Linked DNA regions of Homo sapiens: region 2 is linked to region 1. Evidence: read pairs that join two places in POLR2A ChIA-PET (ENCODE). Cell type or tissue: Panc1. All regions are shown on one strand. Links, peaks and the distances in the headings refer to the core of each region. The heading gives the core; the rest is flanking DNA. Region 1 overlaps MYO1D (myosin ID). Region 2 holds the start of SPACA3 (sperm acrosome associated 3).

What was found. Peaks named below come from ENCODE experiments on the same cell type or tissue, not always from the same donor. Only the 100,000 strongest peaks of a DNase experiment are listed, where the experiment ranks them.
Region 2: POLR2A ChIA-PET joins it to region 1 with 28 read pairs; 2 of 35 experiments call an interaction of 5 or more read pairs at or near these places.

The regions. Positions count from the first base shown.
Region 1 is chr17:32,803,840-32,806,758 of GRCh38, forward strand. The region is part of intron 1 of MYO1D (myosin ID); the gene reads right to left. Among named protein-coding and RNA genes, the nearest start is that of MYO1D-DT, 72 kb to the right of the region's middle. In Panc1, for the core only: no CTCF peak of the experiment used is centred there; no DNase peak of the experiment used is centred there.
Region 2 is chr17:32,989,239-32,992,157 of GRCh38, forward strand. It overlaps SPACA3 (sperm acrosome associated 3), which reads left to right and starts at 2,609. Exons shown (of 5, transcript NM_173847.5): 1 at 2,609-2,734. The coding sequence starts at 2,701. In Panc1, for the core only: no CTCF peak of the experiment used is centred there; no DNase peak of the experiment used is centred there.

The sequences.
Region 1 (2,919 bases), core at 217-2,716:
AGTCCCACTTATAAAGAATCTAATCCAAACACAGTAATTACCAGGAAATTTGTAATGATTCAAGAGAACAAAGACTTTTGTTTTTAAATTTTGTAAATTGTTTTAAAAAAGAAGACAAGCAAGGAAGTTCCCTTTGCATTCAAAGGCTGAATGGAAGATTTATCTAGTAATACTAGTATTTATATGCAGTCATCCCTTGATACCAGCAGAGGGTTGGTTCCAGGACCTCTTGTGGATAGCAGAATTCTTGGATGCTCAAGTTCCTGACATAAAATGGCATAGTATTCGCATATAACCTATGCACATCCTCCTGTATACTTTAAATCATCTCCAGATACTTATAATGCCCAATACTATGCAAACACGATGTAAACAGTTGTTATACTATATTTTGGGGGAATGATGACCCAAAAAAGTCTGTACATGTTCAGTACAGATGTAGATTTCCAAATACTTTCTATTAGCAGTTGATTGAATCCACAGATGCAGGACACATAGATATAGAGGGCTCTAATAGTATGACTAACACTAACTAGTATGACTAGGGTTTACTTTGGAGTTTACAGGAATATACTAAAATTATTAATAAAACTTATGCAATTTTTATTTTTAAATATTGTCCTTTAAGAACTATTTGAAGACCCACCATCTCCATAAGGCTTTTCTTGACACCTCTAGCCTGGAGTGATCTTTCTCCCTCCACTGGACTTTCAGGACAATTACTGTCTCTACAATTTATTTGCCAATTAATTGGATGTTGCACTGGGGCATCTCATCTATTACCCTTTTAAGCAATTAAATGTTTCACTGCTATCTAGTATTTTAAATGCTTCTACATTTGTTTATATTCTCTAATAGTTCCTAGAACAGTGTTATTTCAAGGGTTCCAGTCTGCAAACTGTCTGTTGCTTGGTCTGTGATAAGTAAGGAAATAAAGAGTTTAGTAACTTTTACGACAATTTGACATTACAGTGGCAGCCAAGAGCAAGATTAGTGGACTCATTTTATTCAATAAAGTATAGAGCAGTCTGGATGCTATCAAACTCACATGGTGAGGTTGCATGATGAGGTCCTGTATGATACAAGCTGGATTGGTCACACACAGTCTGACCATGTTACAAAGTGTCATATTTAAGGGTATTATACAAACTCTTAACTCAAAATATTATTTGCACTGTATTAAGAGGTAGGGCCTTTGGGAGGTGATTAGATTATAAGGGTTCTACCCCCATGAATAGAATTAGTGCTCTTATAAAAATGGCTTGAGGGAGCTTGCTTGCCCCTTCTGTCATGTAAGGACACAGCAAAAAGGCACCAGCTATGACGAATGGATCCCAACAGACACCAAATCTGCTATCAATATCTTGATCTTGGACTTTCCAAATTCCAGAACTGTGAGCAATACATTTCTGTTGCTTATAAGTTGCTGAGTTTAAGGTATTTTGGTATAGCAGCCCAAACAAACTAAGACATTAGGGAAATAAAAAGTACATTATTTATTTTTAATCCTAATTTGGTTTCACGCCTAATCCTTTGCAAAATAAGCTTTATGGACTCCTTTGTCTCCAAAATACATGTATTTTCTGAGTGTACAGTCATTGCAAACCAAATTATGGTGAAGGAAGCAGGTTCAGAGAAATGAAGACCAAAAGAGATTGTACTAGCTGTTACTTGGAGGTGTGATTTCCTCACATATTGAGTTTGGTTTTGAAGCCAAAACCGATGGAGAAGTGTGTTATTTGCAGAGATGACTAATGAAGCAATCAAACCATCAAAATTAGACAGCATTTATATATAAAACAAACATTACTTCAAGGCCAAAATAATTCTCTGAAAAAAAAAAATGATAGCTTTAAAAGCTGATGTTTACAGGATAGTCTAACCCTGATCAAGGCAGCTCATTCAGGTTGGGCTGGTTCAAAGAAGCACTGCTCTTGGATCTGAATTCTGGAAGAGCTTTTTCAAAGATTACGTGTTCCTTCCTAGAGTTACTCCCTGATAGACATAGGACCTCAAGCCACATCTTTAGGGCTTTTCACCATCTTTATTCTCAGGTTATCTGCAACTTCAACGAATAAACTGCCTTCTGGGGTTTGATGAGAGGTAAAAGTTCATGATTATTATAAAGTAACCTTATGGCCGGGTGCAGTGGCTCACGCCTGTAATCCCAGCACTTTGGGAGGCCAAGGTGGGCGGATCACAAGGTCAGGAGATTGAGACCATCCTGGCTAGCACGGTGAAACCCTGTCTCTACCAAAAATACAAAAAAATTAGCCAGAAGTGGTGGCACACGCCTGTGGTTCCAGCTACTCGGGAGGTTGAGCAGAAGAATCACTTGAACTCAGGAGGCGGAGGTTGCAGTGAGCCAAGATCACGCCACTGCACTCCAGTCTGGGTGACAGAGCGAGACTCTGTCTCAAAAACAAACAAACAAAAACAAAAAAAAGTAACCTTATCACACCATACCTAAGGTGTTATGTTGTTTGTTTTTCAATTAGAGTTTAAATTTATTTTTTAAATGTATATTTAATATGTATCCCATTTGTAAATTAGAATGTTTAGCTTTGTAGAAATAGTCATTAATCTGTGAAAAGTGAATCTTCAGCCTTAACTTCCCGGGCTCAAGTGATTCTCTCACCTCAGCCTCCTAAGTAGCTGGGGACTACAGGTGCATGCCAGCACGCCCAGCTGATCTTTTAAATTTTTAAAAAATTTTCACTAGAGACAAGGTCTCACTATGTTACCCAGACTGGCCTTGAACTCCTGAGCTGAAACAATCCTCCTGCCTCAGCCTCCCGAAGTGCAGGTATTACAGGTATAAGCCACCATGAATGGCCAAACCTCCACATTTTGAATATCTAAAGAGATTAATAATAAATCTTCCGAGTAAGGATTATGTCATCTGTTACTATGTTTTTA
Region 2 (2,919 bases), core at 272-2,771, 190 kb after region 1:
AGCCCAGCAGATGCTGGCACCATATTTCCTGTACAGCCTACAGAACTGTGAGCCAAATAAACTTCTTTTCTTTATTAAGTTCCCCAGCCTCAGATGTTCCTTTATGGCAATGCAAAATGAGCTAACACACACAGATGAATGGATAAAGAAAATGTGGTATACACACAAAGTGGAATACTATTCAGGCTTAAAAAAGAAGAAATTTCTGACATATGCAACAATATGGATGAGATTTAAGGACAATATGCAAAGTGAAATATGCCAGTTACAGAAAAGGAAATAATTCTACTTTTATCAGGTACCTAGAATAGTCAAATTCATGGAATCAAAGAGAGGAATGGTGGTCACCAGGGGCTGGCAGGAGGAGAAAACAGGGAGTTACTAATCAATGAGCATAAAGATCCAGTCAGGTGGCTGGGTGTGGTGGCTCACGCCTGTAACCCCAGCACTTTGGGAGGCCAAGGCAGGTGGATCACCTGAGGTCAGGAGTTCGAGACCAGCCTGGCCAACATGGTGAAACCCTGTCTCTACTAAAAATACAAAGATTAGCCAGGCGTGGTGGTGCATGCCTGTAATCCCAGCTACTTGGGAGGCTGAGGCAGGAGAATAGCTTGAACGCAGGGGGCAGAGGTTGTAGTGAGCCGAGATCATGCCACTTCACTCTAGCCCTGGCAAAAGAGTGAAACTCCATCTCAAAAAACAAAAAACAAAAAACAAAAAAAAAAAAAGAAAAGAAAAAAAGAAAAAAAAGAAAATCCAGTCAGGCAAGATGAATGAGCTCAAGAGAGCTGCTGTACAGCAGTGTCCTCTACAGTCAACAATAATGGATTGCATATTAAATATATGTTAAGAGGGTAGATCTCCTACTAAGTGTTCTTACCTCAATAAAAAAATGAAAGAAAAAAATACTGGTGCTGATGCTGGGCCATCCCTCAATTTTAACTTGGTTGTCCTGGGGTGGGGCCCAGACAGATAGGGTGGACATGGTGCAACCAGACACTTTTATGGCTGTGCTCTGCACTTAGTAGTAATTACTATTATTTATTGAGCACCTGGGGTACTAAGCACTTTGTTGCTGTTTCATTGAGCCTTCCTAGTACCCTGTGAGGTTGGTGTTGTCATCCCCGCTTGAGAATCAAGGAATCAGAAAGTGAGGCTGTTTTCTCTAGGTCATCCACCTGGAAGTCACTAGCGCCTGTGTTCAGCCCTGGTCAGCCTGACCCCAAAGCCTATGCTCTAGCTGCTGTGCTGTGGGACTCAGGCTCCTGTGGGACACAGACGTGGGCACCACATGCCCTTTCCTTCCAATTCTCTGTCCTTTAAGTTTTAGGGTCAATAGGGTAACCTTTGCCCTGCACCTGTCCACACTGAATGGCCATCATCCAGGTGGAGAAGGGAGTGGCTTGTGGCTCAGCATTAAGGAAGAACTTTCTGGCACTCAAAGGAGCTTCATGGTGAGATGGGCAGCCTGGAAAAGCAGAGGGCAACCACCACCATCCCTAGGAACCCACCACCATCCCTGGGCACCTACCCCCATCCCTGCACATCCCTCACAATCCTTGGGCACACATCACCATCTCTGGGAATCTACCACTATCCTTGCACACTTACCACCGTACCTGCACACTGACCACCATCCTACACACTCACCTCTGCCTCTGCGCACCCACCGCCATTCCTGAACATCCACCACCATCCCTGGGCACCCAACACTACCATCCCTGCACATCCACCACTGTCTCTGAACACCCACCACCATCCCTGCACATGCACCACCATCCTGGGGCACCTGCTACCATCCTTGGGCACCCACTTCCATCCATGCACACCCATCACTGTGCCTGGGCACCCACCAACATCCCTGCACACCCACCACCATCCTGGGGCACCCACTGCCATCCCTGGGCACCCACTACTGTCCCTGCACACCCACCACTGTGCCTGGGCACCTACCACCATCACTGCATATCTGCCACCATCCCTGGGCACCCACTACCATCCTTGCACATCCACCACTGTTCTTGCACACCCACCACTGTCCCTGGGCACCCACCACAATGCCTGCATATCCACCACTATTTCTGGGCACCAACCACCATCCCTGCACATCTATCACCATCCCTGGGCACCCACCATCATCCCCGTGCACCCACTACCATCCCTGCACACACACCACCATCTCTGGGCACCCACTACCATCCTTGCACACGCACCACTGTCCTTGCACACCTGTTAACATCCCTGGGTACCCATCACCATCTCTGTACATCCATCACCATCCCTAGGTGTCTACCATTATCCCTGGATAATCATCTGAAAGATCTGTTGGGAGAGGAAGTGTCATCCCTCAGTGTAGTGTGTGTGTGTGTGTGTGTGTGTGTGTGTGTGTGCGCGCGCGCATGTGTGTATGTGTGTGTGTGTGTGGGGCAGAGATGTGCAAGGGGGCTGGGATTAGATATCCTGCTCTGCCTCTGGACCCTGAGTGGAAGGGCTCAGGTGGGCTAGTCAAAGCTCTGTGGTGGCGCTGTTTGTGGAAGATGAGCTCACAGAGCTGGAGTTCTAGAAGGCCCTCCGTTGGCCTGGAGCCTGCCTTCCCCATTGTTCTCTTAACACTGGGTGCCTGGGGCCCTGGCAAGGTTGTGGGGGACATCTTGAGCTGAAGCAGGGTTTTGAGCCACTGCTGCTGCTGCCATTGTCACCATGGTCTCAGCTCTGCGGGGAGCACCCCTGATCAGTGAGCCCCCTTTCCCTTCTTCCTGGGGCTGTTAACAGGGGCGCTGGGTTGGTCTGGCCAGAGACCAGGTGGAGAAAAACAAGGTGGTGGTTAGGGTGGGGTTATCCTGGCCTGGAAGAGTGACCAGCTGAGAGAGGAGAGAGAGAGAGAGAGAGAAACTCTGGAGCTGTTGTGAAATGCTCAGG